Regions from separate parts of the Homo sapiens genome. Here all the other regions are linked to region 2. Evidence: chromatin loops called from intact Hi-C (ENCODE). Cell type or tissue: sigmoid colon. All regions are shown on one strand.

Region 1 (8,000 bases), 53 kb before region 2:
CATAATAGCTAAAACCTGAAAACAACCCACGTATCTATTCACAGTAGACTAAGTAAGGAAATCTTAGTGCATTTACACAATAAATACTATTCATTCATGCAAACCAAAGAGTCACTGCTGCGTGCAACAAGGAGGAGCCTCAGGAACGGGATGTTAAGCAATGAACGCAAGCAGCATAAGGACATATTCAGTCTGATTCCATTTTCTACCAAAAGTTTAAAACAGGCAAAACACAATTTTTATTATTTAGGAGTACACGCCGGGTGCGGTAGCTCAGGCCTGTAATCCCAGCACTTTGGGAGGCCGAGGCGCATGGATCGCTTGAGCTCAGGAGTTTGAGCCCAGCCTGGCCAACGTGGTGAAACCCCATCACTACAAAAAATACAAAAATGAGCTGGGTATGGTGGCACACGCCTGTGCTCCCAGCTACTCGGGAGGCTGAAGGATCCATTGAGCTGGGAGTTTGAGAATGCAGTGAGCTGTGACTGTACCACTGCACTCCAGCCTGGGTGACAGAGTGAGGCCCTGTCTCAAAACAAAAAAAAAAGAGAGAGAGAAAGAAAAAGCACAATATACATGGTATAGAAACATGAGAGAATGATTAACATAGAATTTAGAATGGTCATTAACCTGTCAGGTGACAGGCAAAAGGACAGGATACAGAGAAAAATCATTGGCAATATTACACGAAAAATCCATATACCTAGGAAATACATACACATGTTTAAGATACGTGTAAGTATATATGTATAAATAAATCTACACAGGAAATTCACAGGTAATATTAATGTTCTTTTTTCTAAACTACGAATAGGCAAACACATATGTTCATTGTATGATTTTAGATATATTTAATAAACATTCATTTGATTTTATTCCATATTTAAGAACAATTCTAAAGGATTCTAAAATACCATATTTGAACATACTTCAGTAGTATTGGTAGTAATAGTCATAGTAATATGAGTTTCTACCAATTATTACGTGATTACCAGGTACAATGCCTCAAATGCACCAGCTAAATCAATTCTGACCACAACTGTCTGAGATGGATATTTTATTATTCACATTTTGTAGATGAGGAAATGAGACTCAGAGAGATTTAGTGACTTGCTCAAGGTCACACAACTTAAAAGTGAAGGATCTGGAGTCCTAAACTCAACTTGTCCCATTGTAAGACTGCACTCTCAACCACTACAAAAAAAGCCTTCCTCGTTCCTTTCCTTCCATACTGGACTAACCCTATAACACTTCCAAAAATGCCTGCTTCTCCAGAGTAGTGAGCCTATTTTGGGGGTTCCCTGAAGAAAGAATTCCTGATTCTCACAAATCCCTACGGTTAGAAACATCTTCTCAATTGTTGATTCTACTGTTGTCTCAGCCCTGCTTGGAGTGACAAAGTGGCTGAGATGGTACCTCTCAGCTTAGAACTTTTTGGACCCTGTTAAGCTTATTCAAAGTACTTAAACAGCAAGTTTTATCATTTCATGGTGACAGGAATGTAACGCTGGAGGGACCAGCTGCTCCTCCAAGGGCCTTCAGCTGTCTCCTCTACTAACTGCCCAACAGGTGGACAGAGCTGACCCTCACGGAGGGAAGGTTTCACCTCCATCAAGGCCTGACTACCCATCAGCTATGTCCTCCACTCCCAGGCTTCAGGGAGTCTACAGTTCTGCTGCAGACAAGCTTGTCACAAACAAACAGATAATACTACATGGCAGTTGCAACAAGTGCCCACTTAATCTTGTTTCGGTTGGTGTTGAAATGTTTTAGCCAGGTTGGGAAGAAACCATGGGATCCACTGATTACATCTGGCCCCAACTTTTAATAAAGTATTCTTGGGAAGAAGTTTCCCATCGCAAAGAAATACAAATATTTAAAAAGCAAACAAGTCACGGACTGCTCTCAGACCTGCTGCCATATGCTTTGCTTTTTTGAGCTTACGGCTTAACATTAAAATAACAGCCTTGCATTCCTCAAATATCTCCACTGCTGTTCCTTACTTCCACTACTTGAAAAGGCTGTCAGCTGCTGTCACTTGGAGGCATTACCATATTAGCCACCACTGTTTACTGCTTACCATGTGGTATGGCTATTAGTTTAATAAGCCTCCTCTTGGATGACACCCTAGGCTATGGAAGAAGGAACCATACCCTGGAGTCCAATGCCTAATGAAAGAGCTTGTGTGTGTGTGCGTGTGTGTGTGTGTGTGTGTGTGTGTGTTGGAGGGTGAGACACGGAATGAAGCTTTATAAATATTGATGAGAGACACTGAATTCAATTGCATCAGGTTGTACTTTACCGATGGTTAAAGGATCGAATATTTTTTAAAGTGCTTTAACCATTTTAAGGTTCCATGGGATAAACAGCTTGGGGTAAAATCCAGAAATATAGTTGGTGTACAAAAGAGCAAGTTTGAGATCTGCAAGAAGTAAAACACTGCAGCAAAGCTCTTTAATTCACTCTGCATAAATAGCTGAGCCTACAAAAGAAATCTCTAGTCAGAGGTTTCCTGGATTATAACAAGAATTCTCTCGATGGGAAGAAGTGCCCTTTTCACTTGAAGACAAAGAAATGTTTGTAATGGAAATGTGTGAACCAATTTTCCAAGGAGAGCTGCTGAAAAGCACTGATTAAAAACACAGCGAGGTGATGAGGCAGTGAAATAAAGCCAGAGCTGACCCACTTAAAGTTTGTGGCTGCACTTCCTTCTGAAAGTGAAGAGAGCAACCCTGGGCCACCTTCTACATTCTTTCCCTTCTCCCCAACCCCAAGCAGTCCCTGCCCCATTACTGACCCTGCAACTCTGTAGACAATCAGAACCTTCCAGCGTGCAGGAATGTTTACTATTTCTGGCCATTGTGTACTGGTTACTAAGCTACTGCCACTGAGGATGAAATGGTAACCCAGTAGCCCAAAAGACAAAGTCCTTCTCAACAAAGCCTAACCAACAGGCAATGGATTATAGTGATTCAGAGGAAAGATAAGAAGGTAGGTAGATGATTCTAGCATATGACAGTTTACAGTGATAGTTCTTAGGTTACGTATAATATTGATTGTTTAAGAACTTCCATTTCCTAGAGAATAAAACTAAGACACAGAGAGGGAAGCTATCTTGATCAAAATTGCCTAAAATAGGAGAATCACCGAGAGCTAGTGGAAGCCCTCAGTAACTCAGGACAAACAAGCTATAAAGCCCTGTTTCCCAGATTTCACCCACTGGAGTTCAACATCACTTCTGCCATATCCAAGTATATCTGGCAGAAGTTACTTAATATTTACTTAATATTTTTCTTTAAATTGACTTGGAAAATTCTTAATAGCCCCCTGAGCAATAATTTTCATCAAATCACTACATTCTAATGTACATTTAAGAATGTGTAACTAGGCTGGGCACAGTGGCTCATGCCTGTAATCCCAGCACTTTGGGAGACCAAGGAGGGCAGATCGTGAGGTCAGGAGTTCAAGGCCAGCCTGACCAACATGGTGAAACCCCGTCTCTACTAAAAATACAAAAAATTAGCTGGGTGTGGTGGCAGGCGCCTGTAGTCCCAGCTACTAGGGAAGCTGAGACAGGAAAATCGCTTGAACCCGGGAAGTGGAGGTTGCAGTGAGCCGAGACCATGCCACTGCACTACAGACTGGGCAACAGAGTGATATTCCGTCTCAAAAAAAAAAAGGAATGTATAACTATTAAAAATGTTCATCCACAGTCCATCTAAAATTGTCTCATGTGCTCCAATGGTACACATTGGGAAAGAGTGGATAAAGTATTTTAAAAAAATAAGGATGACCTTATGTTAGGATGACCTAACAGCCTAAGTTTTTTGTTTGTTTGTTTGTTTGTTTGTTTTTTGAGACGGAATCTCGCTCTGTCGCCCAGGCTGGAATGCAGTGCAGGGGTACAATCTCCACTGACTGCAACCTCTGCCTCCCAGGTTCAAGCAATTCTCCTCCCTCAGCCTCCCGAGGAGCTGGGATTACAGGCGCCCGCCACCACACCCAGCTACATTTTATATTTTCAGTAGAAACAGGGCTTCACCATATTGTCCAGGCTGGTCTCAAACTCCTGACCTCAGGTGATCCACCCACCTCGGCCTCCCAAAGTGCTGGGATTATAGATGTGAGCCACGGCGCCCAGCCCTAAGTTTGTTTTTAATATCAGGAAAAAATAACAGTAAAGGGGATTTTATATTATTGACTGCCAGGGTGTCCATGAGGGACTTAGACAGATTGGAAAGAAGGCAGGGGAAGAAGTAAATTTAATAACTTCTGAGTAAGGGAAAACCAAAGCCCAGGATCACTTACATGAAATTTTCTGGGTATTCACTCAGGGCCATGTCGATGATGTTCAGAGCGTCATGGTAATGCTTCTGTGCTGACAGCAGGAGGGCAAGGAGGTGCAGGGAGTTGGCATCGTCACCTTGAAGCTGAAGAGCTTGGCGGACATACCCCAGAGCCTCTGGGATCTGGTTTAAAACAAAACCAAAAAAGGTTTTACATACACACATGCACACGCACACACACACACACACACACACGCGCGAAAGAAGCCATCTTTTCAATGTCTGCTTCTCTTCAAATATTGAGTTGTTTCACATTGTGCCTCATTCACATTTTAAGCCAAATCTTTATGGCAGCCCCAGGATATTAACCACAAACATGAAAGCAGAAGCCACCTTCAAAAGACATTCTGACTGATAGAGTGATACAGGAGACCCTGTTTCTCTACGTAGCTGCCAATACTGCTCCAAGTCTTTCCCTTCTCCCTGAGTAAACACTTTCTCATTCTTTCCACAAAACTGATCTACTTTTGATTATGCCCAAGATGATTTTGCTCTAAGTGGAGACACATACAAAGTGTCAGAGATTTTTAGTGGAATTAAACTGCCTTAGCTGAACTGTTCTCATTTTTTCAAGTATTACTGAAATTAAAGTGCTTAATAAGTTACAAAACCTTTAACAGAGCTTTCCGAGTGATCAGAGGCCTGTGATTCTTTTCAGGTTCCTTTGTCTTGGACCTCCACTAGACATCAAGGAAACATGCCAAAAAAGTAAACAACAAAGGCCCCCACACCTTTCCAAACTACAACCCAAAATAAGTTGATCTGAGAAACAAATTGCAATGCCGCATGCAAAGCAGATGTGTCCAAATTCATGTAGGACCAGACACATCCTGAACCTTTCAGTGCAACAGCTGTTCAAGACTTTCTTCAAAATCATCCAAGCACAAGGGTTGATAAAATACACACAAAATGGGTATGTGACACCCTGGATTCCATGCAGGTTTGGCAGTAACCAGGGAGAATTAGAACCCGAAGCTAGATTTCGAAATAGAGCTCTGGACTGAAGCATTCTTGCACAACCATCCCACAGATGGCTTCCGGTCTCGCTCCAACTCCAGTCCTCTGTGGGGCCTCTTCTCAGCTCTCCTGCTTTTTCCCAAACCCTCAGTAACCTCCCTCCTTAGTAGAAGGCTATGACTTCTCTTTCCCAAACCAATTACTTTTCCTCAATGAACTTCTTTTCTTGATGGATTTAGGTTATAACTGCTGGCTGTGGAGGCTTTCTGCTTTGGAACCATAGAATCACAGCTCTCACAGTTGGAAGAGAGACCATTCACCCCAATCCTTCAGTTACAGGGAGGAAGCTGAAGTCCCGGGAGGTGAAATGGCTTGGGAAAGGTCACCCAGCTATTGAGTGTCTGACAAGAGAGTGATTCCTGTCCATCCTCTCCTCCTGGTCAAACCCCCTCCCCTGGGGAAGCAGGGAAACACTCCCTCGGAGCTCTGGTGTTCTGACACTACATGCCCACAAAGGCTGCTGCCACACCCACAAGGCTCCATTTACTCATCCTTCCCCAGGTGACAACCTACTATGTGAATAGCACTCAACCTGGTATTGATGGGTGGGTCGAAAGGCAAAGCATAGGCATGATGTTGATTTGCAGGGATGACCAGAGCAACCAGGGACAAACTGATACAGGGATCAAAACGATGTCTTTAAGGGATAGCTGCCTTGAAGGAATTCAAAGCTGGTTCCTTCATTTAGCGAGTATTCCTGAGTGCTGAACACATGTCAGGTGGCATTCCAAGTGCCAGGGTAAAGCAATGACAATGATGGGCATGGGTTCCTGGAACCTACAGTCCAGTGAGAAAGACAGATACTGAACAAGAAAGCTGGGCAAAAGGAAGAAGTGCAGGCTGCTACAGGAGCAAGGCTTCATGGAGGAGGCGAGAGAAGCTGTCAGCGTAGGGGAGAGATCAGATGGTCAATCAATGCCCACACCTGCTGCAGAAGCCCAGCTGTGAGCCACAGTCAGGTGACAGGACCTTTACAGGGAGGTATCCTGGTTTCCTTAGTCCCTAGGTTGCCAATGGAAGCCACTTCTCAATGCCATTCCCAAGCAACCAGGAAGACAGGTGCATACCTCAGCCCAGGCCTGCCAGGGGAATGGCATGTCTGGAGAGCTGACCTTTGAATCACCCTCCCAGTCAGCACTCAGGAATGTGCTGGGGTTACCACCAGTGTCTTGCACCTGGTGGGTGGCCAGGCATGTGGCCAACATCCCCAGAACAGCTGGGAGGGGATAGGAGGGTTTCGGGAATGGCAGAGGCAGCATCTAAAAGCTGCCTTTGGGAAGATGAAGGCCGACAAAACTTGCCCCTCCCGCAAGGAGATAGTGTTAAGTCCCCTTTTTCGAGTAGCCACGGTGTGTAACTGTTCATGTTTTCCACGTATTGTAAAGGACCTGGTTCTTTTGTCTCTGCCTGCTGGCATCTTCCTGCCAATCAATGACACCCTTATGACAACCAGACGCCAATCAGGGCTAAATCCCCACCATGCAGCTCAGCACTGGGTTCTGCTACCTGGTTCCTGTTGGCAAGGGACAGAGGCTCTTTGATGACTCCTGGGTTCAGGGTATATGCCATGTGCTGCTCCCCAGGTTGCCATCTGACCCTAGCTTGGGCCCTCCAGCTGTGTGGATTTAATGTCCAATAGCAGAGCCTGGAACTCCTGTGTCTTCACAGCTGATGCTCAAACCAACCAAAACACCAGGCTCTTTGCTGAAACCTCTGAGAAGGGTTCCTGGCTCCAGGTCAGCCTCAATGGAATAAAGGAAGATCACCTACCACTTCAAACTGAAGAGCTGAAGGAGTTGTATCAAGATACAGAGTGCAGCAAGTATAGGAAACATTAGAGAAACTGACCTGTCTGGAGATGGCAAGCTGCAGAGCCAGGTAGAAAGCTGCTTGGTGATCTGTGGGTGACAGGCTGTGGGCCCTGAAAAAGTATTTACGGCTATTAGTACATGGGAGAGGAGGCCATTTTTACTTTCCCTATCAAGCAAGTCTTCTCCACATTTGCATTCTTATACTAAGGGCCCGTATTTATTTAACTATGTAATGCTTCATTTAAACTCTTCTTCTTTGTCCACCTACACATGTAAACCATTTCCCTCTTACCACTGTATAAAGGTACAGAATAGGAGTGCATTTCTGTGTTTTGTCTAGCATCTAAAATGGCAGCTGAAGCTTGTCGGCTTTGCGGAGGGCCTCGAGGTGAAGAATCCATAGGCCCTGAGGTCTGATCTCCCCAGCAGATGGGTCTCTGTGTCGTGCTGGGACGCAGTGAAGCCATGTGTGCACTTGGCAAGGCGATGGCTGCTTTGGTTAAGTTTGGCTTGGCCTTCCTTAATGCTACTTTATCCAAATTTCTAGATTTCAGAGAAACCATATGAAAATCAAAGACCCAGCTTTGCTTATAAAATGAGGTTTGGGTTTTTGGTGAAAAAAGGGAAGAGAAAGGCACTCATTCAGTCTTTTGAAGCTTCTACAAAATTCCATGCCGTTCACTGATTTATTGCAGATAACTGTCGTGTAAGAGTGTGGTGAGACACTAGGCTCAGTTTTAAGAACTGGCCTTTGACGTCAGACAGGAAGGGACCATACTGGCCTCCTAGCTGATTGCAAACGTGGTCTTCTCTGCTTCTATGTGGA
Region 2 (8,000 bases):
CAACTGAATAATCTCCTACAGCATTTAAAGGATTCATGATAAAGAAAGGACAAAAGTATGGGCAATAAAAGATAAATTGCAATCTTACATGAGGTTGTTACATCAACTGTGACATGTGGCATTTGCTTAGTTTTAATAAGCACCAGTCCTCCACTCAAGCACCCACTGGCTATGGCTGTGTAGGGCAAGTTATAGAGGTCTACCTAATGAACGTCCCTAGATAGGAAAGTGAAAGGATTAAAAAAAGAAAAGAAAGAATTCAAGTCAACAGGAGAGTCAAATTGCTAACCAACCAGTTAATTTAACTATGTTGTATATTTTTCTTCCAAGTTTTATAGTCAATATAATTAGCCAAACAACTAGCAGCCCTCGGGATCCAATCTGCCTTATTCTGTCTGGGTTTGGTATGAATCATAAGCATACACCAACCCCTCAACACCCTGGCAGCCACGAGGGCCTACATTCTGCCTGCCTTAACAGGTGCAATTCTCAGGTTTCAGCAGAGAACGCTGCCAACAACACAGGAAAGGATGCTCAAAATCATTAGCCATCAAGGAAGTGCCAATCAAACCACAATGGAATATCACCACACTCCCACCAGGATGGTTACACCTAAAAAGATAATAACAACTGTTGTTGAGGGTGTGGAGAAATTGGAACCCTCATAACTGCTGGTGGGAATGTAATATGGTACAGCTGCTTTGGAAAACAGTCTGGCAGCACCTCAAATTGTTAAACACAGTTACCATATGACCCAGCAATTCCACTTCTAAGTATACAGCCAAGAGAAAGAACACATAAGTCCACACAAAAACTTGTACATGAATGTTCGTAGCAGCATTACTTGTACTTGCCCAAAAGTAGAAACAACCCAATGTCCATCAGCTGATGAATGGACAAATAAAATGTGATATATCCACACAATGGAATATTATTTGGCAATAAAAAGGAAAGAAATACTGATCATGCTGTGACCCAGAGGAAGCTTGAAAGCATTATGCTAAGTGAAGAAAGCCAATCACAAAAAGACTACAAATTAGTCAGGTGTGGTGATGCGCACCTGTAGTCCCAGCTACTCGGAGGCTGGGGCAGGAGGCAATGAGCCAAGATTGTGCGATTGCACTCCAACCTGGGCAACAGAGCGAGACTCTATCTCAAAACAAAAAAACAAAACCACGAATGGTATCATTCCAGTTATAGCAAATGCCCCAAATAGGCAAATCCATAGAAACAGAAAGTAAATTAGTGGTTGCCAGGGACTAGGGGGAGGGGAAAATGGGGATTGACTACTAACGAGTATAGAGTTTCTTTTGGGGGTGATTAAGATGTCCTGAAATTAAATATTAGTGATAGCTGGACAATTCTGTGAATATGCTAAAAACTTTAAATGAGTAAACTGCTATTTATATATTATAAATATATGTCACGTAAATATCCATTATGACACAGAAGTGAAAGGGCTTGCGCAAGTTCACAAGCCCAGTGACATATATGTATAATACATATATGTCACATATATTATAAATATATGTATAATATATGTCACATATATTTATAACACATATGTCACATATATTTATTATAAATATATGTATATTTTTATTTTATTATAAAATATATTTTATTTTATTATAAAATAGGTATATTTTATATACATTTTATTTTATATAAAATAAATAAATATACATATAAAATATGTATATTTTATATACATTTTATTATAAAACATGTATATTTTATATACATATATATGTCACACATACAATATATGTGACATATATGTACATAAATATATGTCACATATATTTATAACACATATATGTCACATATATTTATTATAAATATATGTATAATATGTCACATATATTTATTATAAATATATGTATAATATATGTCACATATATTTATAACACATATGCCACATATATTTATTATAAATATATGTATATTTTTTATTTTATTATAAAATATATTTTATTTTATTATAAAATATATTTTATTTTATTATAAAATATATTTTATTTTATTATAAAATAGGTATATTTTATATACATTTTATTTTATATAAAATAAATAAATATACATATAAAATATGTATATTTTATATACATTTTAGTATAAAACATGTATATTTTATATACATTTTATTATAAAACATGTATATTTTATATACATATATATGTCACACATACAATATATGTGACATATATGTACATAAATATATGTCACATATATTTATAACACATATATGTCACATATATTTATTATAAATATATGTATAATGCATATATGTCACATATATTTATAACACATATATGTCACATATATTTATAATACATAAATGTAAAAAAATATGAATGTAAATACCTATGAGACAAGTGCCCTGCTGGCCTCAATCAAGTCACTGTTCACACTTACCATTCGCAGGTTTTGAGTCGTTCTTGTTTCAACTGCTCTGAGAAGCTCTCTAAATCTTCCGACTCCTCTTGTCAAGTTCCTGTGTGGACACAGAATTTGACGGTTTTCATCTGGCATGTATTAATATTAAATATTTTATATGCACGTTTCAATGCATTTTGTCTGCATAAAAGCTGTTGGCTAGATTTTAAGCAAACGATTACTCTGCACATGCCTAGCCATCTTTGGTTAAATGAAACATTTGACCTAAGATTGATGGCCTTTTGTGTTTTCTAACCCCTAGCACATTTTCTCTAAAAAATAAAAATTTGAAAATCAGTTGAAGCCAACAAATTAAAAAGCAAGATACCTTAGAAGAGTCTGTGTTCAAACTCTCAATGGCTCTATAGAGTGGGACTGAAATCTATATTTTCATTTAAAAGGTGGGAGACAACACTGGGCAACAGGGCACAGGAATATGAGCAAGCACCGTGTGCAACATGGGTAAGGATAAAATATGAAGATGGAAGGCACAAAAAAACAGGAACTCCACCAAGCAACCACTCTGCATCTTTGAGAACATAAACTTATCAAACCCAGTAAATTCATCAAACCAACCCTCCTCCAAACCCCACACTGACGAAAAAGAAGCAAAGGGTCAGAGGCCCCTTCTGAGAGCGAGCATGTGACAACTGGAACCCGAGCTCCCTGAGTGTGAGCAGAGCACACCTCATCTCGCTGCCACTCACACCCCACAGGGACACATTTGGTGACATGTTTCATTAAGAGACAAATAATTATTTTGTAACATCCTGGTCAATATTTTCAAGCCCCACTTGTCCTCTCTGAAAGCTGCATCCAGCCTGCTGAGCTGGGAACGCTCCCCAGCTGGTCCCTTTACATTAAGCACGGCCACCACCTATGACATAACTCGGCGATATTTATAACCTGCTCATTAGAACATATCTCATCTTTCCAAAAAGCCACAGTGTGGGTCAGCCAGTGCAAACGTGTCAGCCAGCCTCTGCAGGCCGTGGCAGATGCTCTAGGTATTTGGCTCTCTTCTTGGACGACATTTTGAATCATGCAAAGATATTAAATCAAACTGAATGTGGGTTCTGTAAGTTACAAGCACTCATGAGGGCTATTAATTCGCATCTTATACCTACATGACATCCCAGGGCTCTCATGCACAAGAATGGCCCCAGAACTTTAAGATAATGATTTATTGGCATAGGTACATAAATACTCCCATAGTCCTCTCACCCACACATATCAGATGATATCAGATCAGAAGCTTGATGGTGGCATAAAAAGAGAAGCTGTGCTCAGGATGCCAAGCAGCACTAAAGGAAACCTAACAGAGACGTGAATAAAGATTAGGTAACAGGCCCTGGGACATGCAATCTACTCTGCTTTCTCCTTCATTTGTTTTTATGGGATCCATGTTCACAGGCAACAAAGTACATTTGCTTTGGACTGAAGCTCAGTTCTCTTAAGTAACACGGCGGGAAGGAAATAGCTACAGCTAAACAAAGGATGGGAATGGATATGGTAGTCTAACTTTGTTCCAGAATCACGGATTAAACTCCTACTGGGTACAGAAGGGATGGTACTTTGAATTGTATGAAATAAGCTGTGACTGAGGCAACATAAGTGGAGACCCTGGTTGAAGGGGCTGATTTACCAGGTAGAAATCAGGCCTGGAATAAGCAGGATCAAACCTAAATATTGTAACCCAGGGAAGCCTACAAATAGGAACTGGTCATTCAGAATGTTTCCAGTGTCCTAGGAAACAGAGTAAGCTACTTAGACAGTTACAGAAGCACAGAATTTTCCAGCTATAAATGATCCAACAGAATCTGGTCCGTTATGACACAGAAGTGAAGGGCCTGCTCAAGCTCACAGGCCCAGTGAGAGAGTGAGCTGGGAGCTTTCTACCGTACTCTGTTACCTTCCTGGGTACACATAAGCTCTAAAACAGAAGTGTAACTCTAGAGGAAGGAACAAAATATGAATCCAAGAGTTCAGGTCTATGTTTTGCATCATTAATATGCAAATTACTTCATATATTTATAACATAAATTCTGTGTGTCCCAGTGATGACAGCTAATAAGATACTCATTACTGGTCCAAAACTGGAAAGAAAATCCGTTGGCCCAGGTGAAGAAGTCCAGTGAATGCGGGTAATGCCCTGGGCTGCCGAAAGAGATCAATGACGGGTAGAGAAATTCAATTCCCCCGTTAAGGTGCAAGACGGTTTCTCCCATGCAGGACCGAGGCCCTCTGGTGGAGGAACGGAGGAAGTCTCCGCCCCGAAGGAGGCCAGGCAGGATGAGGCAACACCAGCCACTGGGTGCGTATTCCCAATTAAGCCTTTGAAGCAAATACAAGTTTTTCTCAAACTGTTTCCAGTTTATTCCTGGAGAGAGTTTAAGATTCAGAAGCAAATTCTTCCTCAATCTGGGAAGCATCTGCTTGTAAACAAAGAAGCCACAGTAACCACAGAGCTGAGAAGGCCTGAAGCTACAACCCATTGCAATGAATGCGGCACCCAGAAGGGTGCCCGCCCCACCACAGATCAATCGGACAGCAAGAAGAGGTGAAACAGGCACATCTTAAAGTGCCCAAATGTAAAAGCATGATTCCCAGGAAATCCTGTCTTCCAAACATGTTTAAATCACATAATCATAATTTTATTCAACTAATCGCTTCCACTGTTGCCATGAGAGCAGAAAAGGAAAAATGTTCAAGTACACGGATAATCAGAACAAAAAAAAGAGGAAGTTAACTTGCAAGAATTCTATTCCAAATGCTATGAGATAACCCAATTTGAGAGAGGCAAACAAAACCCACACGATTGCTTTCATATCTTCAAACTGTTAGTTAATTCTTAAAATGTTGAGATCAATTAAACATCTAAGAAGGAACTGTTGCTTAAAACTCCACTCAAAATGAAGATAAGAGAGCCAAGGAATCTCCCAATCTCCCTGTTTTGAGGGTTTCCACAAATCCCTGACATTAGGTCATTTATTCCATTTCAACACCCTTGCCTGAGAGAGTGCAATGATGTCAGAATTCATTATGGTAAACTATTCTCAAAACAAATGTTCCTGCCAGCATTCACTCAGCGGGCACTCTGGCAAGCTGTCAGAACTTGGGGTTCATCTCCTGCACTTTACTTCACAAGCTTCCTGAGCTGGGTGCATTTCCTTCCACTTGGAATCGTTCCCAACAGCTCGGCTGGGACCAAGGAGGAAAGGGCCTGCAGGTCCCCGGAGCACCAGCTGCTCGTTCCGCCTGACAGGCAAAGCTCTGCTTCCGCTCACCAACATCACTGTCCTCAGCCCATTATGGAGAGCTCAGGCCAGAGTCCCACAGCCTTGCTCTCATTCAAATCCTTGTTTTTCCACTGGCAGGAAAGCCTACCACTTTTCATGGGGACATAGTCTACTCTTCCCTTGACCTACTTCCATCTTTTCTTCTCTCCTATCTTTTCTATCTGGTTTTATCCTCCTCCTGCTGAACCTCCTTCCAGGGCTTGTCTGCTGATTCGCCAGCATTCAACCCTCCCTCTCGACCCTCTGTCCTGGCGATAGGTTCCAGTTCCCCCTTGGGCCCCATGGCAGCACCTTTCCAGGCTCTGAAATGTACATTCTAACGTACAAGCTTACCGCACCTGGTTTCGTCCTGTTCTATGACTCTGAACCACATTCTCGGCTCTTTAATATTGCCATCTGTCCCTCTGTGATCAAACCAAGGAGGAAATGTAAATGGGAAGAAGGCCAGAGCTCCAAAATCAAAATGGAAAACCAAGGCTAGAGAAATTTGGGGACATGAGAATCATTTCAGCTTGTAATGAGTGGCTACTTCAATAATAAGCTCAATACATTTTTGTTGTGTTGTTATTTCTCCTTTTATTTCTTGGGAGTAGGGTGGGAAAAGACAATTCTTCCCTTTAACTTGTCCTTCCAAATTATCTTCAGACCTCAAAATCTGACCTAGGCACCAATACACTTAAATTCAATATCACCTGTCATTGTCGTGGAAACTCAAAGTAGTAGTGTGAATAAAAGACTGGGTCAATTTCCTGGGTAATGAGGAAAAGGAGGCCTGCTAGAGTCTATTCAATATTTTTTTCTCTTATGTGGCTGAGAATCTTATAACTAAAGATCAAACACAATAAGTCAACCCAGTAGATCTCAAAGAGCAAAGAAACCGTCTGCCTTTCTCCATGTTTTCTTCTCACCAACCAGCACTCCTGAAATGCTGAAGCACTAGGTTACTTCCACAATGACTGAGCAATGTTTCTCAGCCAAGGCCAGGTTGGTCCCTGAGGACACACTGTTGAGCAGGGGACACCGTCCCTGCCTCAGGGAGCTTAGATGGCTTCACATCCCCACAAAAATGTAAGTGCCTCCAAGACAGAGGCCTTGGCTTTATTCACTGACATAACCCAAGCCTCTGAAACGGAGCCTGGCATACAGGAAGCACCCAATTAATATTTGTTGAATGAAAAAGAACCATCATGAGCCGAATGAACCAAGACAATGAGGGGATACATTTCCTACCCGTTTCTTTTCTCCTTCTTTCTCACTGAACACAGTTCAGCAGGCAGCAAAGCACTGCACTCTCTTAACTAGAACAGCCTAGTATGCCCTCGGGGGCTTTGCTTATAGCGTGGAGACCTGGGGGAGCAGTACTCCTACACCAGTGGCATGCCCAGCCTAGCAGTTTCTAGAGAGCTACGTGGATAATGGAGATTTTGAGGTTTTTTAAAGAAAAGTTCCAGGCATTTCAGGGAAACTTTCCTGCCCTTGTGCCTTCACACTTGCTCCTCTGTCTGCAGGGTCAAGACCCAGGGCTGAGGCCAGCCTAGATAGCACTTTATACCTTTCCATACTGATTTTCATTTGAGTTTATATCTGTTCACCAACCAAACTGCAATCATTGTGAAGGCAAAGGCCCCCTGTGTACCCACCACTCCTTGTCTCAACTGCCTTACAGGGCCAGCCAGTACCAGTGACGTTTAACAAGCTGGGCACCCCCAAAAGAAAGAAAAGAGTGAGCACCATCTTATATTCCCAGACCCCTTTCCCCATCTCCTTGCTGAAAAGAGTTATCTCAGTTACAAAGGGAACAACTAAAGCAGGTACTTGGTATACCATGAGATACATCCCATCATCATATACGTATACCCTTATGGTATGTATCTGCTTTTCCAGAGTTGTAAGTGTTGACAAAGACAATGTCATTCTGGATATTGTCAACACTTACAACTCCGGAAAAGCAGATACATACCATGTATCTTCTAGGTCCATCACTTTTAGTTCTCAGGCTTGAGAATTTACGTAACCCTTAGTATCATCTATCTTGAAAAAGGCTGAAATCAAAACCAGATACCCAGATCTGGAAAGTGGGAGAAGAACAGATACCCTTCACAGTCCAAAAGGACACTGTGGCCGGCTGTCAGGGAGCTGTTTTTCCCAGAATGGAGTCCAGCTTCCCCCTCTGTACATACTCTCCTCCTCATATCCAATGACACGCATTTGTGAAGACAGATGGCTTGCTGCAGTCAGGGGCCAGGGATCAAACCCACAACC
Region 3 (8,000 bases), 150 kb before region 2:
CTCTTTTGGGAGATTTTGGACATCCCCATGGCACTCTGCACAAAAGCCAAGTTAGCCCTTTGCTGGGTTCAAGAGCACATCACAGACCACTGCTTGTCCCTCTAACGGTACAGATACAGGGAGATAACGTCCCTGAAAGCATCCTTCCCAAGGAGAAGCCATTGCTGAAAAGAAGTCCTGTGGCCCAGCTCTGGGTGGGGGTCAGTTGGTCTACCTGGTTATTGCTTTTCCCCAGGCATAATGTTTTGGAAATCAAGCATTCAGCAGCAGGGATGGAGGTGAACCACTCCAAGTGCTCTCTACGCCAGGGCATGGCTGATGGGCAGGCTCCCCTGCCGGTAGTGCTCTCAGCTTCTCTGAGCAGCAGTGCAGTGTTAGTGCAGAGAGCAGTGAGCTGTCCCTCACCACATCACAGCCGGCCTGGATTCTGCAGAGCCTGCTGGGCCACTCCAGGGCCACTGATGGGTAGGAAGTCTAGTGTCAGGGATGGTACTGGAGCACTTAAAGATCTTTCTGTTCTGCTCCTGGGTCAGAAACTCCACCATTACCCTTTGCAGGGGGTAGAGGTGGGCATGGGTGGCTTAAGGCAGTGTTGTCAGGTGGCCTCTCCAAAAACACAAGTAAACCTGGGAGGACAAATTCATGGATCACCAGGCTCTATTAAGTGTGCATGTGCAAGCCATTATGATCAATGTAGTGTATGTTTTGCTGACTGCAAAGTGCTTTTGACACCATCTTGTGTGACAGGTGCCACATTAATTGAGGTGGCTTATCTCTAGCTCTGTTCCCCCACTAGGCTTTGCTGTGAGTGCCTGGAGGGCAGGGACTGGGTGAACCCCGGTCATCTCTGCACCTCCAGGCCTGACACTGGGCAGGTGGCCAGTAACTTGGGGCAGAATGAATAAATGAGCAGACCCAGAAACTTGATGAGAGCAGCATACTGTTTAAAGCTACCACAGACTGAGCGTGGGTCTGTCTGCCTGGTCCAGGGCCTGTGCTCTGACCCACCACAGCTTGCCATGGAGAGGGTGAAAGATTTTCTCAGCATCGGCTGGGTGCAGTGGCTCATGCCTGTAATCCTAGCACTTTGGGAGGCCGAGGTGGGTGGATCACAAGGTCAGGAGATCGAGACCATCCTGGCTAACACGGTGAAACCCTGTCTCTACTAAAAAATACAAAAAATTAGCTGGGCGTGGTGGCGGGCGCCTGTAGTCCCAGCTACTTGGCAGGCTGAGGCAGGAGAATGGTGTGAACCCAGGAGGTGGAGCTTGCAGTGAGCAGAAATCACACCACCGCACTACAGCCTGGGCAACAGAGCAAGACTCCGTCTCAAAAAAAAAAAAAAAAAGATTTTCTTAGCATCTGCAAGTCAGCCACCGCTCATTGCAGCTGGTGGAGGTCAAACCTCACTGGTGGAGTGGGACCCCTTCTCCTCCAGAGGGAGTGAGGCCCAAAGGCAAGGGTGGTGGGGGCTGAGGACCAGGATCAGTGGCTTTTCCCACGGCTCAGCGCCCACCTGAGCTGCTGGGGCCACCTGAGTCAAACGGGCACCACCACGACTTTTGAACAAAGTCATACAGCCTCCTCGTGGTGGGGTGTCAGGGACTGTGGTGGCAGCTTCTGGGGTGGAAAGCCCATCATCCCACCTTTGTCTCCCTTTGGGAAGATGACAGTGCTGCTGAGCTGGCTGTGGCCAGAGCTGCAGTTGTGCTGGCCACAGATGGCACACTGGGGGCTCAGGGTGTAGGTGAGGGGCCTGAAAGGTGCTACAGGCCCTGGCTGCTGCTGGTGGCTTCTGCATGGAGGGACCTGGCTGGCCACAGGGGAGGGGCACGTTGCTCTCTGGGACAGTGGAGTGTGGAGGTTGGGGGTGTGAGTCCTAGGCTCACCCCAGCAGACTGGGCTTGAATCCTAGCTCCACCGTTTACTTGGACAACATACTCTGAGTGTCAGATGCTTTATCTGCATAAGGGGGAGAAATACTAACCAAACGGGGGAGTTAGTTGGACTAACTCGTTTAGTAAGGACTAAATGAGGTCAGAGTTTGCAAGGCACTTAGCAGATCGCCCAGCATATTTGTACGCCTTCAGTGGGTGGCAGCTCTCAGCAATATTAGGATTATGGCTGTTCTCATTACCATTGTTAAACTAGAGATCATAAGACTGATGGAACAGACTCGCTGTGCAATAAGATACCAAATCATAAACCAGAACTAAGACCACGACAGGCAAGGGTTAAGTCACATATCCCTGAAAGAATACACCGCCTTCTAACTGCCACAAGGTTTTTCTTTTCTCTAGCAGCTAAACAAGCACTGGCCTCGAGATAAGCAATATTGAAACAATTGCAGCTCACCTACCCCAGACCCTAACTGAGCTCCCATTCCACAGGTTGCAACTGCAGCTTTGACGGGACAAGAGACCACCAACCACAGGCTGGTTCTGACTGGTTTAGTAAGAGGCTGAGCACTGTGTGTCTTCCTGCCCCTGCCTCATCTGTTGATGTATAGGACCGAACTGTAATGCACCTAAATGTTATGTCTCCACCCTAAAGTGAACATGGGATGCATGTAATTTGCGTATTTGCTTATCACACACATGCACACATCCCCCTTTTGTGAATATTCATAGCTCCTCCTATAACCTGTTGAATATGTATACTTGGCCAACCAGTTCCACATAAATCCCTGTTCCACCCTCCCCTCTCTCAAAGTGCTTGCTTTTGGTCTCTGCCTGAGGCTACATTTCCCAGCCAGTCAAGATGGCCACCCTGAAGGCTGCAATCCTTTGTAAGAAATGAAGTCTCTTCTGCAAATGTATGAACCTACTGATTCCTCAGTTGACACTATTAGTGACTCCGAGAGGAGGGGGGGCCCTTCCGTGATGCCAGTAGTTGGCTGACTCTTCACCTCCATCTCCCTCTTTAACAGCAAGGACCACCATGATTTGTCTTTGCATGTACGGCACCTGGAGTGGGCCTGGTACAGAAGAGGCTCTTGGGGAATGCTTGCTGGATAGATGGAGGGATGGAGGAGGGATGGTGTGGGATGCTGTGGGGTAGTAGGGAAGGAGAAGTCCCAAAGAAAGCTCTGGCCTCAGGTCACCCTTGTCTATGCTCCCAAGTCAGGCCAGCATACTCAGAGCCTCCTCTCCTTACAGAGCATTAGCATGATGGTCTCTGGGGGATGCGAGCACCCCCTGGGAGAAGATGCCCTGCTCCCAGCTGAGCCCAGTGGGCTGTATGGCTTCCCCTCAGGCTATTTGCTCGTACACCACAGATCTGACACTGCTCTCTAAGAAAATCCCAGAACCCACCCGCAGAGCCAACACTCTTACAGAGGAGAAAACAGAGGGCCAGAGAGGAGAACAGCCTTGCTGAAGGCCTTGACCCTGCTGGACACAGAGTGGGGCTAGACAGCAGGCTCCTGAAGGGCTGAGTCTGGAAAGCCTGGTGCAGGGCCTGGCCCAGGGCCAGCCTCCAAGTTTTAGACTCCGATTACAGTGTTCCAACTCTGCCCTTGACCCTAGCTGCTTTCTGCTTGTCCTGTCAGGGGCTATGTCCATGGTAGACCAGGCTTTCTGGAAGCCCACCAGGCCTCTAAGAGTGGGTTCCCTGACCTGAGGAAAATGAGGACCCCACAAGAGCTCCAGCCCCTTCCCATAAGCTGCAGCACAGTTGGTCTGGCCGTCTGCATTCGCTGAAATGTAGGCATGAAATGAGAAACACCAGCACATGTGAGTCACCACTTCTCGGGAATTTGAATTTTCCTTCTAGAGGATGCCATTGATCAGAGGGAAGCAGGGTGGCAGCGGTAGTGTTTTCAAAAATATTTTTCTTTTAAATCAAAATATAAATAGACTGCAAACCAGTACCACTCTGAGAAGCCCACAGGAGACTGGCTTTGAAAGGGTTTCCTTGGAGCAGCTCAGGAACACAGAGCTGAGGGCTGCCCTGCCTCCTTTCCTCCCGGGCGGCCCTTTCTTCTCTGGCAAGTGTCAGAGGCACTGTCAGTTTTGAGTACAAGCATTTTGTGGGTGCAGCTGAGGGGGCAGCCCTGAGCCCCACCCCGCTTTCCAACAATGCCTTGAAAAGGAACTGAAAACATGCGTGGGTGGGGTGGGGGCTGTGCCAGCTTTTCCACCTGGATTCTAGAAGCTCTGGGCGAGGCCTGGTCTCTATGGGGCTCTGTTTTGTGTTTCATTTCTGTTTGTTCTCAGTGCTTAGAAATGGCACCAGTTTGCCAGGGGGCCAAGTGTGTGTGTCTTGGCTAATGACACCAGCCAGAAGGCTGGCCTCCCCAGGCCAGAAGCTCCACAGGGGCCAGGTCCTGGTGTTCTGGCTGAGGGGAGGCATCCCCAGCCCCACAGCCCCACACCTCCTGCACACCTCTGCCCGTCAGAGCTCCACCGTGGGGTGGGACTCACACGCTGCCACTCACTCAGCCCCTCACCGGGCCAGTCAAGAGCAAGTTGAAGGACCTTCTGGGCACCAGGCAGGCCCACCTTCCTGTCAGCAGGTCACAAGTTCTGGGCAGGGGCAGGTGTGGGGCTGGTTTACTCATCTGGCCCATTTTACTCAGCACTGACCCAGTTTCCCCAAAGGCCAACCCTAGGTCTTCCTGACAGCCCGTGCCCATCTAAGCCTCATACACAGCAGGTGGCCGGAGCCTGCACAAGGCCCTCTCCCCAGTGACATGATGGCTGCTGCTGTCACCAGGTGGCCTCCAATCCTGCCCACCCCCAGGCTCTCAGGTGGGGATAGAACATTCGTGTGGCCACTTCACCTCCAGATCCACAAAGGCCGCTGACGTGCTGGTCCAGGAACCCACACAGAAGGGCAGTGCAGGAGGAGGGAAGGTACCTGCAGTGTGGCTCCTGGGGACATGCTGCCTTAAGAAGGGCGTCCTTCTGACAGAAGCCAGCTCAGATGAAGGAGGAGAGCTCCAGAAGATGTGAGCGGGAGCCTGGCCCCCAGGCCGGACACCTTTTCCCTTGGGCCTGGGGTCGAACACGGAAGGCAAATCTCCTCCAGTCCCCATGGCTGCCACCTCCCTGCTCAAATGTCAGAACCGAAACGGGGTGGCTGCTTCCTCACTCCCTTCAAGTTAGCCAAACAAACGCCCCCAGTTACCAGCAGCCAGTCCCAGTCAGACATAGGGGTGTGGAGCCCCAGAGAAAAGACTGAGGCCCAAAGAACCTCAGGAAGGGGAGTGATGCTTTTGTCTGGGGCAGGGACGGGGCCTGTGGTCTAGGCGCAGGCCAGATGCCCCCAGGGGGCTCTTCCTCAGGGAGTGTGCCGAGTATTCCAGGAGGGAGCAGGGGAGACCCCCAGCATGCCCTCTCAGAGCACTGGGGGGACCAAGGGCTGCAGCACAGCCAGAGGCAGCCCCAGGTGCAGCACCTCTGCTCACCCGGAACAGCTGATGGCGGCAGGGGCTGCGCTATCATGGGGCCCCTTTTCCAGGTCAGACATTTTATCTGGAGAAATGCACCTTCTGGGGTTTAGGCCTTTCCAGCATTGAACTCAACTCAGAAGGAAAAATACTCATTTTTTCAAAAAAACCTCTTATTTTTCTAAGCCAACTGCCAACCAGCTATGGAAGCAGAACTCCTCAGGGTTTGGGGGATGCCTGGGCCTCGGCTCTCCGATGCACAGCCCCTGCTGCTGTCCCTCATGGGCAGCACCCCCTCCAGGGACCAGGAGCTTGTGATTTCCCCGGGCAGCCCACACCATGAGAGGACAGTCTGAACTGTTGGTTAAATGTGGAGCCCTCATTGTCCTTTTCATCGAATCCCCACACTTTGAAGTTCTCTGAGTCTTCTGGAACCACGTGGAAAAGCCCCGTTCTCTTTCCACTTGATGGGCCTTCAGGATAGGAAGAAAGCTTCCAGAACAGCGCACGCTCCCTCTCTGGGGCCTTGGAGGCATGGCGGATTCAGACCTCCCGCCCACTCTCCCCACCTCCCTGAATTCTGCTGCTTAACATAGCTCCTCGAAGGAGACCTGGCTGTGGGTCCAGATGAAGGCTCCGTTAAGCCCCAGGAAAATATGAGCACGGCTTTGACTTTTGTCTTCTTTTTAAAGCGTCTGACTGGCAGAATCTCTTAAAGCTGCTTTCTTCCAGGATGATCTGGAATATTCTGGAGGAGCTTATTCTGCAATTAGCAGTGCAGAGTAATGGGCTGTCAGGCAGTAAACGCCAGCACCTAGGGTGCTGGCAGCCTGGCCAGAAGCCAAAGGGCTTGATCAGCCTTGCGTGAATCTCACAGACTTGGCCCCCCATTTCCCCTTGGCCTAATTTCTTTGAAACTGGGTGCTTCAGCATTGGTGCTGACATATCCACAGACTGTGGTGGCTTTTAGAGAACCGTTGCTGGCAATCGGTGGGACATCCGGAGACGGACCGCAGCCCATCTGCCAGCAGCTTCTGAGCCCCAAAGCCCCACAGTCCCCCACCCACTCTGCGGCAGGTGTCCAGAGGGTGGTCGGGGTTGCAGTGAGCAGGGCATTAGAGCATTCCCCAAAGGACCAGCCATCCTATTTGACAGGAGGGCAAACAGAAGCCCGGAGAGGGTAAGTGTCCTGCCAAGAGCACGGACGTGAGTAAGGAACAGCATCCGGGTGTTCGGGTTCCGGGGGTGGGGCTTTGTTCACTCTGCTCCAACCAAAGCCATTTCTAGTTCTTTCCTCCCCTCTACAAACACTCGTTGAGCGCCTGTGGGTGTTCTGGCACCAATGTCCTGGTGCTGTGCCAGGTGCGGGGAACTCAGTGGCACAGGCTGTCACTCGAGCCACGCTCTTGCCCTCGCTCAAGGCTCGGGACTGGAGGGGCTGGTTTGCTGTGGGTCCTGCCCCAGAGCCTCAGTCATTCATGTGTGTAGTCCCAGCATCTGCCACAGAGCAAGGCTTATTGGCAGGAGGATGAGGGAGGACATTTCAAAAGAGACAATATGATGCTCTCCCCACTTTGAACAAAGAAGAAGGCGGAAGCTCAGGGTCAGGGTGCTGGTTCATGGCCACACAGCTGAAGAGAAGGAGCTGAAACTTCAAATAGGATCTGATGTTTCTGCTCCAAAAGCTTCCTGTGAACAGAGGTCTCATTCTTCCTGGAGTGGATCGACTCTTAGTGATCACATCTGAATGATGTGGCGCAGGCTCCTAGCTCTCGGCAGCCCTGCCTGGGAGGTTGTAGTGGTGACAGGGTACCTCACTCCAGGTCAGGAGAAGGAGGGCAAGTACCTGGTTCAGTTACCAAGCCAGGTAGACGTCAGGTGTCAGAACCTAGGTTTTGTGAAGACCCGCTTAGGTCTCTTTGCTCCATGGCAGACTACTGAGATCTCTAGAGAGGGTAGCAGGCATTTAGGGACCAGGAAACACATTCCAACAGTCCTTCCCTGATGGTCAGCTGACCCTGGACCCCACGGCTCAGCACTCCCTACACCAACCTGGGGGAGAAGCTCCGAGGACATGAGAGTGACGCAGCCGACTTCCCTGCTGTTCTCTGTCAGTCTGCCTGGCACTGCAGGCCCTTCCTCTACCTGGCGGCTGCCAGATTCCGGGTGAGCCAGACCACGGGCTCTTGGGACCCAGGTGACATAAGAGGACCTAGGGAAGGGGGGGGTGTTTGATGGGGATGTCTCCCTCTGGGTGACCTGAAGAATGGCTGCCCTATCGCGTGCACGCTGAGGGGTGCAGGAGGGTAATCTAAAAAGCAGACCCTTCACAGTCTGGATTCTGCTGGGAGGACAGGATGGCATGGGGACAGCACGGCTCCCTTCCCTGCAACCTGCACCAGCGCCATTCTGCCGACTGTGTCTCCAGCCCAGCCGCCTAACCCAGAGTCCTTTTCCTTGCCCTTGGGATTAATGGTGTGGTGATTTTGCGAGTCAGGAAAGAGAGGGAGAAATGGCTGTGAGAACAGAAGGATGACTTGACCTCAACATCAGTCATCTCTCAGCTCCTCTCTGACTTCAGCTCTGGAGAGACCAAGGGAGGCATCTG

What was found. Hi-C counts contacts between places; a loop is a spot of excess contacts. Peaks named below come from ENCODE experiments on the same cell type or tissue, not always from the same donor. Only the 100,000 strongest peaks of a DNase experiment are listed, where the experiment ranks them.
Region 1: a loop joins it to region 2, with 4 times the contacts of the local background. A loop is called at or near these places in 3 of 110 quality-filtered maps.
Region 3: it touches region 2 in a loop (4-fold over the local background); 4 of 110 quality-filtered maps call a loop at or near these places.

What each region holds. Positions count from the first base shown.
Region 1 is chr14:90,639,740-90,647,739 of GRCh38, forward strand. TTC7B (tetratricopeptide repeat domain 7B) reads right to left here. Exons shown (of 20, transcript NM_001010854.2): 14 at 7,212-7,284; 15 at 4,309-4,469. TTC7B-AS1 (TTC7B antisense RNA 1) reads left to right here and starts at 2,890. Exons shown (of 5, transcript NR_110134.1): 1 at 2,890-2,991; 2 at 5,005-5,259; 3 at 7,032-7,241; 4 at 7,515-7,672. RefSeq lists enhancers at 1-325, 2,134-2,738, 2,739-3,343, 6,651-7,850. In sigmoid colon, no CTCF peak of the experiment used is centred here; DNase peaks (open chromatin) are centred at 4,422 and 5,378; H3K27ac peaks cover 277 bases.
Region 2 is chr14:90,693,082-90,701,081 of GRCh38, forward strand. It overlaps TTC7B (tetratricopeptide repeat domain 7B), which reads right to left. Exons shown (of 20, transcript NM_001010854.2): 6 at 2,419-2,497. It overlaps TTC7B-AS2 (TTC7B antisense RNA 2), which reads left to right and starts at 4,252. Exons shown (of 2, transcript NR_135190.1): 1 at 4,252-4,583; 2 at 4,672-6,293. In sigmoid colon, a CTCF peak has its summit at 4,710 (motif pointing left); DNase peaks (open chromatin) are centred at 4,311, 4,700 and 5,620; H3K27ac peaks cover 152 bases.
Region 3 is chr14:90,547,797-90,555,796 of GRCh38, forward strand. The region is part of intron 19 of TTC7B (tetratricopeptide repeat domain 7B); the gene reads right to left. Among named protein-coding and RNA genes, the nearest start is that of TTC7B-AS1, 91 kb to the right of the region's middle. RefSeq lists a silencer at 6,408-6,570. In sigmoid colon, no CTCF peak of the experiment used is centred here; DNase peaks (open chromatin) are centred at 4,025, 6,235, 6,670 and 6,840.